2 separate regions of the Homo sapiens genome follow, and region 2 is linked to region 1. Evidence: chromatin loops called from intact Hi-C (ENCODE). Cell type or tissue: gastrocnemius medialis. All regions are shown on one strand.

What was found. Peaks named below come from ENCODE experiments on the same cell type or tissue, not always from the same donor. Only the 100,000 strongest peaks of a DNase experiment are listed, where the experiment ranks them.
Region 2: it touches region 1 in a loop (4-fold over the local background); 73 of 110 quality-filtered maps call a loop at or near these places.

Annotation. Positions count from the first base shown.
Region 1 is chr4:81,403,965-81,408,964 of GRCh38, forward strand. No RefSeq gene overlaps it. Among named protein-coding and RNA genes, the nearest start is that of RASGEF1B, 65 kb to the right of the region's middle. In gastrocnemius medialis, CTCF peaks have their summits at 2,044 (motif pointing right) and 2,243 (motif pointing right); a DNase peak (open chromatin) is centred at 2,013.
Region 2 is chr4:82,199,585-82,204,584 of GRCh38, forward strand. No RefSeq gene overlaps it. Among named protein-coding and RNA genes, the nearest start is that of HNRNPD, 170 kb to the right of the region's middle. In gastrocnemius medialis, a CTCF peak has its summit at 2,651 (motif pointing left); no DNase peak of the experiment used is centred here.

The sequences.
Region 1 (5,000 bases):
CCAAGGGTGGGCACGCTGTGATATTTGGAATATCATTCAGGGAGAAACCAGGAAACTGAGGCAGTAATGGAGACTAGGTTTCCCTGAGGAGGAGACCACCTCTCCCTGAAGGCCATGCCCTCTATGTACTAACAAAACACTACCATGTAACAGTTGACAAAGCAGGACCACGACATCCACTCGCCTTGCCCAGAGAATGCTTTAACCTTTGTGAAGTAATTTTCTGAGACTTCAGATATCCCACCTAAGCACATTCCTTATCTCACAGAAATTGCTATACTTGATACAGAAATGGCTTTAACATGTAATTGCTTTTTCTTCTGTATTTACCTATAACTCAAGACTAAGGCTTTCTATTTTCTACACGTTCCATATATACATATGAAAAGTCTATGATTGTATAGTTCTTAGATGTTGTCAGTTGAAGAGAAGCAAGGCCAAAAATCACAAGGAGGAAAGATACTGTGAAAATGGAAGTGGGGGTGGATCTAAGGAGATCCCAGGCTGATGGAAGAAGCACTGGCCTCCTCTGCTGGATGTTTGGGAGAGGTGGAGAGGGGACATCTCCCAGAACCTCCAGAGCCCTTCAATACCCGCCAGGGCTGATGTGGGGAAGTGTGTTTCTCCTTAACTACCTAAGGATGAAAGAAGGCAGCACTTGAGACCTGTGGGAAATGAGGGCAATCTTTTGGGAAATTTCAGTCCTGGAGGGATTTCTAGGTTTTCAGTTCAGGGGTTATCATTTTTAGAGGTGTTAACTTTAGAAAATTGAAATCAATGGCCCTGTTTCTTATTCGTTGTCAAAAACTAAAATTTCATGTGAGATATTTTTCCAGTTTGACAATCTATTGCTCCCTTTACCACTGTAAAGAAACAGGAGGAAAAGTAATATGTAAGCAGGGGTTCCATATTCTTCTAAAGTAGATAAGGTTTGGACTGTGTCCCTGGCCTCTTTATGGGAAATCTGTGTTTTGTGGATCTCGCGGCCTCACCTGCATTCAGGATCTGCCTTGTGTGTATGAGGAGCACCAAAGGAAGTGGCGACCTACAAAACGCAGCCTGCAGGGAGGAAGTAGAAGTGGAGGATTTAAACAGGAGCTGAGTTAGACGAATCTTCAATTTGACCAAACTTCTTAATTGGGCTCAAAAAACTAGAAATTGTCAGAGAGAGGGATGAGGAGGATTCAAGGTCTAGAAAAGTATGTTCCTTTACAAAAATAAAAATGTATTTTTGCTGCTCTGCATTTTATGGACTGCCATGACTATGAAACAGCACAAGTCCAGGCACGGTGGGTCACACCTATAATCCTAGCACTTGGGAGGCCAAGGTGGGTGGTTTGTCTGAGCCTAGGAGTTTGAGACCAACCTGGATAACATGGCAAAAACCTGCCTTTACAAAAAATACAAAAAAATTAGCTGTACATGGTGGCATGCACCTGTAGCCCCAGCTGCTCTGGAGGCTGAGGTGGGAGGATCGCTTGTGCCCGGGGCGATTGAGGCTGCAGTGAGCTGAGATCACACCCCTGCACTCCAGCCTGGATGACAGAGTGAGATCCCTTCTTAAAAAAAAAAAAGAAAGAAAAGAGAAAGAGAAAGAAAAAGAAAAAGGAAAAGAAAGAAAGAAGGAAAGAAAGTAAAGAAAAAGAAGAGGAAAAATAGCACAGCAGCCACACACACTTTAGTGTAAAAAAAGAGGCAAATAATAAAGGAAAATAATACTTCTTTTGTTCTATACGTGTTATTATGCCCATTTGCACATTTTCCAGATAAGGAAACTAACAAATTACCCAAAGTCACACAGAAGTGAACAAAGAACAATTGAAAAGTAATGTATGCCATTTGCCTACAAAAAAAGGGAGGACAGAAATATTAAAGATTAATTCTTCTGGCTTGACAATTTTACTCAGGGATAAATTCCTACTTAAAAGAGTACAAGTTTCTCTTCACAAAGTTAATACGTGATTTCTCACTTGCTCTCGGGACTTCTTTTCACATCTCCCACAAGGTGGCAGCATTTCTCCAATGATATAACCATCATCAACTAGGGCTACAGGGATTGCACAATAGAGCCAGGAGTAGAAATCAGGAGAATAATTAATATAGAACTTATAAATACAGAAAAGGTTACAAAATTGTGATAGTACCCTAATTAAATAAAGGCTTTTAAACCCAGTAATTACTTTGAAGGTTAGTATCTTCCAGCCTCCCTGCCGCTTAGAAAAATATTCATATTAAATTCTTTTAGCGCTATCCTTGTTTCCACCACTTGATGGCAATAAAGACCCCTTAAATACTGAATGTTCATTTTTCTTTTTGGAAAGTTGGAAGGTCTGTTTGAAAAATTCAGCAGTCTACTCCTTTATCCATACTTTCCAGTTTCATCCTGTTCAAGATGCTGAGTGTTCTTCTGGAAGTAGAATGCCCCAACCATTCCCTGGGTCGATCGCCTTTGCAGGAATTCACGGAATGATACTTTCTCCTTGATTTTTCTAATAAATTTAGTAATTTTCTACCGCCAATCCCCACCCGTCCACAATAAACTAAAACTTCTCGGATTTTTTTCTTAAAATAGCTCCGAACTACCAACTCATTGCTGTTTGGCCCTATCCCATCCACACAGGTAACTCCTATGACCTGTATCTATAGTCCACCGCAGGTTTTGAGACACTGACACTTTGTAAAATACAGCTCCAGCTGGGCGCGCTGGCTCATGCCTGTAATCCCAGCACTTCAGGAGGCCGAGGCGGGCAGATCACCTAAGGTCAGGAGTTCAAGACCTGACCTACATGGCGAAACCCGGTATCTACTAAAAATACAAAAATTAGCCGGGCATGGTGGTGGACACCTGTAATCCCAACTACCTGAGAGGCTGAGGCAGGAGAATCGCTTGAACCCGGGAGGCAGAGGTTACAGTGAGCTGAGATCACGCCATTTCTCTCCAGCCTGGGCGACAGAGCAAGACTCTGTCTCAAAAATAAATAAATAAATAAATAAATAAATAAATAATAAATAAATAAAATACAACTCCAAACTGATTGTCTCTAGTGGAGCAAGCAGCACCGAAATGATTCCTTGAAGATGAGACTCTGTCCTGGCATTCTGTGTGACACCGGCTTTTAGACTGCAGCTAAGAACCTAGCACAATGCCATCACTCAATATGAGTTTATTGAATAAATGCGTGATTGGGAAATTATTATTTAATCCTTAGTGTCAGTGATGTCGATGGTAAATTTCCTGAGAAAAGGGACACTTTCAGTACCACTGTTTAGAAATGGGCTTACCACTGCCCCATTGATCTCGGAAGATGATGATAGGAGGGGTGAGTCAGTATCACATAGGAGAAAGGGAGAATTTGTAAGTGATGGGGAGTCAATGACACAACTCTTGGTGTGCTTTCAGAGTAGTGGTGATAGACTGCACTGACCCATGCTTACTCTCTAGGCTGGTATGCCTCCTCCAGGATCAACAGTAGCCTTGAATGCCATGTCAAGGCTGCTGTGGATTTTTTTTTCCTTATACATCAAGATGCTATCTATTGCTTTGGCCTTTTTAGCAATAATTTTTTGGCTTTTGTTGGAAAGTAACAATAAAGATGATTCAGGAAGGCCACTCAGGCAATGAAGGAAAGGAAAGGATAGAGGCTGGGGCCCATGAGGTGTGAATGGGGAAAGCTGAAGAGCTGGTTCCTTTGTAGCTCCTTAAGTACTTAAAGTTTACTGAAGAAAGGGATGGAGGATGGATGGATGGATGGATGGATGGATGGATGGATGGATGGATGGATGCGAGTTGTCCTAAGAAATGAAGTAGTCTTCATTAAATCATTTCGATTTCTACTTATTTGGGGGAATTTTCTGTGATGGTAATTCAGGATGCTCTATTTATTTTGTCTACTGTGTTACTGTACAGATTGTATCTTTGTGCCGAGTGAAGCAATTTGACTTCTTGGCATTCACATCATACACGCTTGGTGTTTGTAGACAGTTATCATATCATTAGTCATTGCCTAGTTAATTCTGCTTTCATGTTTCTACATAAATGAATCCCTCCCACTCCCTCAGTAATGTCTGTCCTTACTCTCTGATCTTCTTCCAGTATTTCTATCTCCTTCAGGCCCCTGAGCATCTCACTGACAACCTATTGTTTCAGGTAAAATACCAGAGTTATCCAGAAGAAAAAAAAATGTGCTGTGTGGATTCAGGGAAGAGTTAACACTTTTCGTATAGTTCCAAAGTCAAAATCAGAAACAAAGAAACTTCATAACTGGCTCCCATATTTGTATAAGATGTCCAAACTGTTTTTTTAGTACTTGACTATTTGCTAGTTACACCCATAACAGAAATTTTGAAAGTATGCCTCTACAATATATTATAGTACATTTAATGCCTTTCTCCCCCATAATACTGAACAGGGACCATAACTTTTTGTAAAAGGACTTGCAGAAAGATCCAAGGAGAGGGGAGGAAATGGGATGGCGATCACAGGAAGAGGCCTTAAGCTTGGACAGGAAGAGACTGCCCTCTGAGAGCCCTGGGAAATAGCCACGGTGGGGGCGGACAGAGATAAGGTGGAAAGAAGGGCGGGGAGTAGATGGAGGCAGACGGAAGATGAGTTGATTTACCATTGTTGACATCAATTTTCTTCATGAATAAGGAAGCGAGATTGTTGGCTGAGAGTGAGTAGCAATGAGGTTGGGAAGAGTTGAAGAAAGTGAACGCTGGAACAGCCATGGGCAGAGGGAAGAATTTAGGACCTAACTGAAACTGGAATCCCTCCCTTTGGAGTGGATTTAATCTGAAATTCCAGTGGGTTTTTTTTTCCAGCATGCCAACTATATTATCAATACGTATTCATTTTGTTAAATATTCTCGGTCCTCCTCTCTTCTCCATCCTACTACTCTCTTGCTACAGGTTTCATTTTTTGTTTGCTCCTGATTTATTATTACCTCCAGTCTCACCTTGCCAGTCCTTCTTCCTCTAGCTGCTGGAGTGACAATTTTCA
Region 2 (5,000 bases), 800 kb after region 1:
ATGTCAGAAGACTCCATATTGATTAGACATCAGATCTCACCAAATTGGTCTATAGATTTTTCATAATATCAGTCAAAATCCCAGCAGGCTTTATTGTAGAAACTGACAAGCTGATTCTAGAATTTATAAGGAAAAGTAAAAGACCTAAAACACCCAAAACTATTTTGAAAAATAAGAACAAAGTACTCATACTCTCTGATCTTAAGACTTAATATCCAAATGGGGAAAAGTGAACCTTGACCTTTACTTCACTAGTCACAAAAATTAATTTGAAATGGGTTATAAACCTAAACATAAAAACAAAACTATAAAACTTCTAAAAAAAAAAATACATTTATCTGACCAGGACTTGTAGGTACAATACATAAAGAACTCTTATAATTTTATAAAAAGAACACCAATAACACAATTAAAATGGGAAAAATATTTGAACAGAAATTTCACAGAAAGAATACATAGAATGCCAAAAAGCATATGTAAAGATGCTCCCCATCTTTAGTCATAAAGAAAATACAGTTAAAACCACAAAAGATACCACAACATCCCCACTCAAATGGCTAAAAATGTAAAAGACTGAGAATATCAAGTGTTAGCAAGGATATAGAGCAATTAGAACTCTCAGACATTGCTGGTAGAAATGTAAAACAATGCAGCTACTTGGATAAACTATTTGACAGTTTCTTAGAAAGGTCAACATACATTTACCATGTGACTCAGGAATTCCTCTCCCAAGTATCCTTTAAAAGAAAACATATGTACATTCTCACTTATTAAAAAATAGAATGAATAAGACCTACTCTTTGATAGCACAATAGGGTGACTATAGTCAATAATAACGTAATTGCATATTTTAAAATAACTTAAAGAATGTAACTGGGTTGTTTGAAACTCAAAGGAAAAATGCTTGAGGGGATGGATACTCCATTCTCTGTGATATGCTTATTTCACACTGCAGGACTGTATCAAAACATCTCACATACCCCATAAATATATACACCTACTATGTACCCACAAAAATTCCAAAAAATAATTTTTAAAAATTTATGAAAACACTGAAAACAAAACTTATTTTTAAAGTACACATGGGTTTATAGCAGTATTATTAATAATAATAATAACGAAATGCTGAAAACAGCCCAAATTCAGTTACAAAAAAAACAAAAAAACAAAAAAAACAACTACTGTTCCATGCCACAACATAGAGGAATCTCTAAAACATTACACTGAGGGGTGAGCGGCGGCGGGTGGTGGGGGGACCTAACACAAAAGAGTGCCTACTTCATAATCCCATTCATATGAAACTGTAGGAAAGACAAATATGGTCTATAATGATAGAAAGCAGATCAGTGGTTGCCTAGGACTGGGATTGGGAGATGGTGGTTATGGGAAGGAGAACAGGGGGACCATTTGGGTGGACAGAAATGTTTTATATTTTGATTGTGTAAACATTTCTCAAAACTCATAGAATAGAGACAGGCAGAGCCAGATGGCAGAACAGAACCCTCCAGAAATCATTCCCCAACAGAAACACCAAATTGAACAACTATCCATGCAAGAAATCACCTTCATAAGAACCAAAAATCAAGTGAGCAATCACCATGCCTGGTTTTAACACCGTATCAAGGAAAGGGTCATGAATCAAGAAACAGAGACCAAAAAAAAGAGAAAGGGGCACTGAAAACAGTAAGAAAGACAGTCTTGCATGGCCCCTCACCCCAACAGTAGCCTGCAGAGAGAGAATCTCCAAGTACACAGGTACCTGGAGAAGGGAGGGAGCATTTAAACTACCCTTGGCCAGAGGGGAATCCTCTGCCCCAGGGTAGGAACCTGGGTGCCAGCCAGCTCCACCACCAGCTGACTAAAGAGCCCTGGAGTCCTGAATAAATATGAAAGGCAGTCAGGCCACAAGGACTGCAGTCCATGGGCAAGTCTGGTTGCTGCACTGGGCTGGGAGCCAGAGGAATTGGAGTGCACACAATCCATCAAGACAGTTGTGGTGGCCAAGGGAGTGCTTTTGTTGCTCTTCCCCCAACTCCAGGCAGTGCAGCTGGGGGAGAGACTTCTTCCACTTGAGGAGAGGAGAGGGAAGAGTAAAGACGACTTCATCTTGCAACCTGGGAACCAGCTTAGACACAGTTAAAAAAGAAAAAGAAGAAGAAGAAAGAAGAACCACCACCAGCACCAGCACCACCAAGCAGATTTCTGAAATGGCCCAATTCCAGGCCCTAGCTCCTGGACATCATTTCTAGATCCTTCCTGGGCCAGAAGGGAAGCTGCTGCCCAAAGAGAAGGACCCAGTCCTGGAAGGATTCACCACCTGCTAACTAAAGACCCCTGGGGGCTTGAATAAATACCAGTGGTAGCTGGGCAGTAGTTACCATGGGCCTTGAGCAAGACTCAGTACTGGCTTCAGATGTGACCCAGGATAGTCCTGGCTGTACTGGCCTTAGAAGTGTCTGCGTCACCCCTCCCCCAACTCCAGGCAGCCCAGCACAGAGAGAGAGAGAGAGACTCCTGTTTTGAAGAAAGTGAAGAAAAAGAATGAGAAACTGCCTCATAAGGGAATTCTCCCCATCTTACCCAAGCCCACCAAGGCAGTAGAAGTCTACAAGAATAATAGCATTACTGGACATGGGGCGCCCTCTAGTGCAGATATGACTGCAGTGACCAAAGACTTAGATCATAACATTTAATTCCCTTTGAATACCTGGAAAGCCTTCTCACAAAGGATGGGTACAAAAAAGCCCAGACTGAGGGATTAGAATAAATACCTAATTCTTCAATGCCCAAACATGCATGGATGAACATCCGCAAGCATCAACAACAAGCAAGAAAACATGACCTCACCAAATGAACTAAGTCACCACTGACTAATCCCCCAGTGACAGAGATATTTGACTTTACAGAGAGAGAATTCAAAATAGCTGTTTTGAGGAAGTTCAACAAATCTCAAGAAAACACAGAGAAGAATTCAGAGAATCCCATCAGAAAAATTTAACAAGGATATTTAAATAACTTTAAAAAATCAAGCAGAAATTCTGGCTGAAAGCTTCAATTGACAAACTGGAAAATACTTCAGAGTCTCTCAACAGCATAATTGATCAAGCAAAAGAAAGAATTAATGAATTTGAAGACAGGCTATTTGAAAATATACAGTCAGAGGATAAAAAAGATTAAAAAAAGGAATAAAATATGCTTACAAGATTTAGAAAATAGCCACAAAAGGGTAAATCTATGAGTTATTAACCTTAAAGAAGAGGTAGAAAGAGAGATTGGGGTAGAAAGTTTATTGAAAGAAATAATAACATAGAACTTTCCTAATTTAGAGCAACATCAGTATTCAGGTACAAGGTCATAGAACATTAAGCAGATTTAACCCAAATAAAACTACTTCAAAGCATTTAATAAACAAAACTCCCAAAGGTCAAGGATAAAGAAAGAACCTTAAAAACAGCAAAAGAAAAGAAATCAATAACATATAAAGGCGATCCAATACATCTGGCAGCAGACTTCTCAATGGGAATCTTGTAGGCCAGGAAAGAATGGTATGACATATTCAAATTGCTGAAAGAAAAAAGAAAACTTTTATCCTAGAATATTATATCTAGCAAAAATCCTTCAAACATGAAGGAGAAAAAAAAATACTTTCCCAGACAAAAGATGATAGATTTCATTGACACCAGACATGTCCTACAAAAAATGCTAAAGAGTATTCTTCAACCTGAAAAAAAAGGACAATAATGAGCAATAAGAAATCATCTGAAGGTATAAAACTCATGAGTAACAGTAAGTACACAAAAAAAACAGACTACTGTAACATTATAATTGTAGTGTTAAACCACTCATATCTTGAGTAAGACAAACCAATCAAAAATAATAACTATAACAACTTTTTAACAGGTAGATAGTATTGAAAGATAGAAACAGTGAAAAGTTAAAAAGTTTTGGAGGGATGGTGTTAAAGTGCAGAGTTTTTATTTGTTTTCTTTTTGCTTGTTTATTAGTGGAGTGTGGTTTTTTGGGGTTTTTTTTTGTTTGTTTTTTGTTTTGGTCATCAGAGTTAAGTTGTCATCAGTTTAAAATAATGGGTTATAAAATGTTTTTTGCAAGCAAGCCTCATGGTCACCTAAAATCAAAGACCTACAGCAGATAGATTAAAAATAAGAAATTAAAACATACTACCAGAGAAAATCACTTTTACACAAAGGAAGACAGGAAGAAAGGAAGGCCACAGAACAAACAGAAAACAAATAACAATGGCAGTAGTAAGTCCTTAACTATCAATAATGACATTGAACGTAAATGAACTAAACTCTCCAATCAAAAGACATAGAGTGGCTGAATGGATAGAAAAATAAGACCTCAACTATATGTTGTTTACAAGAGACTCACTTCACCTATAAAGACACAGACTGAAAATAAAGGGGTGGAAAAAACATATCCCATGCAAACGGAAACCAAAAAAGAGCAGGAGTAGCGATACTTATATTAGATAGTGTAGATCTTAAGACAAAGAAGGTTATCATATAATGATAGAGGGGTCAATTCAGCAAGAGGATATACCAATTGTAAATATATATGCACCCAACAATGGAGCACCCAGATATATAAAGAAAATATTATTAGTGCTAAAGAGAGAGATAGGCCCCAATACAATAATAGCTGAAGATCTCAACAACCCACTTTCAGTATTGGACAGATCATCCAGACAGAAAATAAACAAAGAAATATCAAACTTAATCTGCACTATAGACTAAATGCACCTAATAGATATATTTACAGAACATTTCATCCAACAGCTACAGAATGCACTTTCTTCTTAGCACATGCATCATTCTCAAGGACGTGCCATATATTAGGCAAAAAAACAAGTCGTTAAAAACTCACAAAAATTGAAATCTTTCACCTGATCTTTGCCTGGTATTTACAAAAAAGAAAAGAAAATTGAAATAAAATGAAGTATATTCTCTGCTCACCATGGAATAAAACTAGAAATCAAT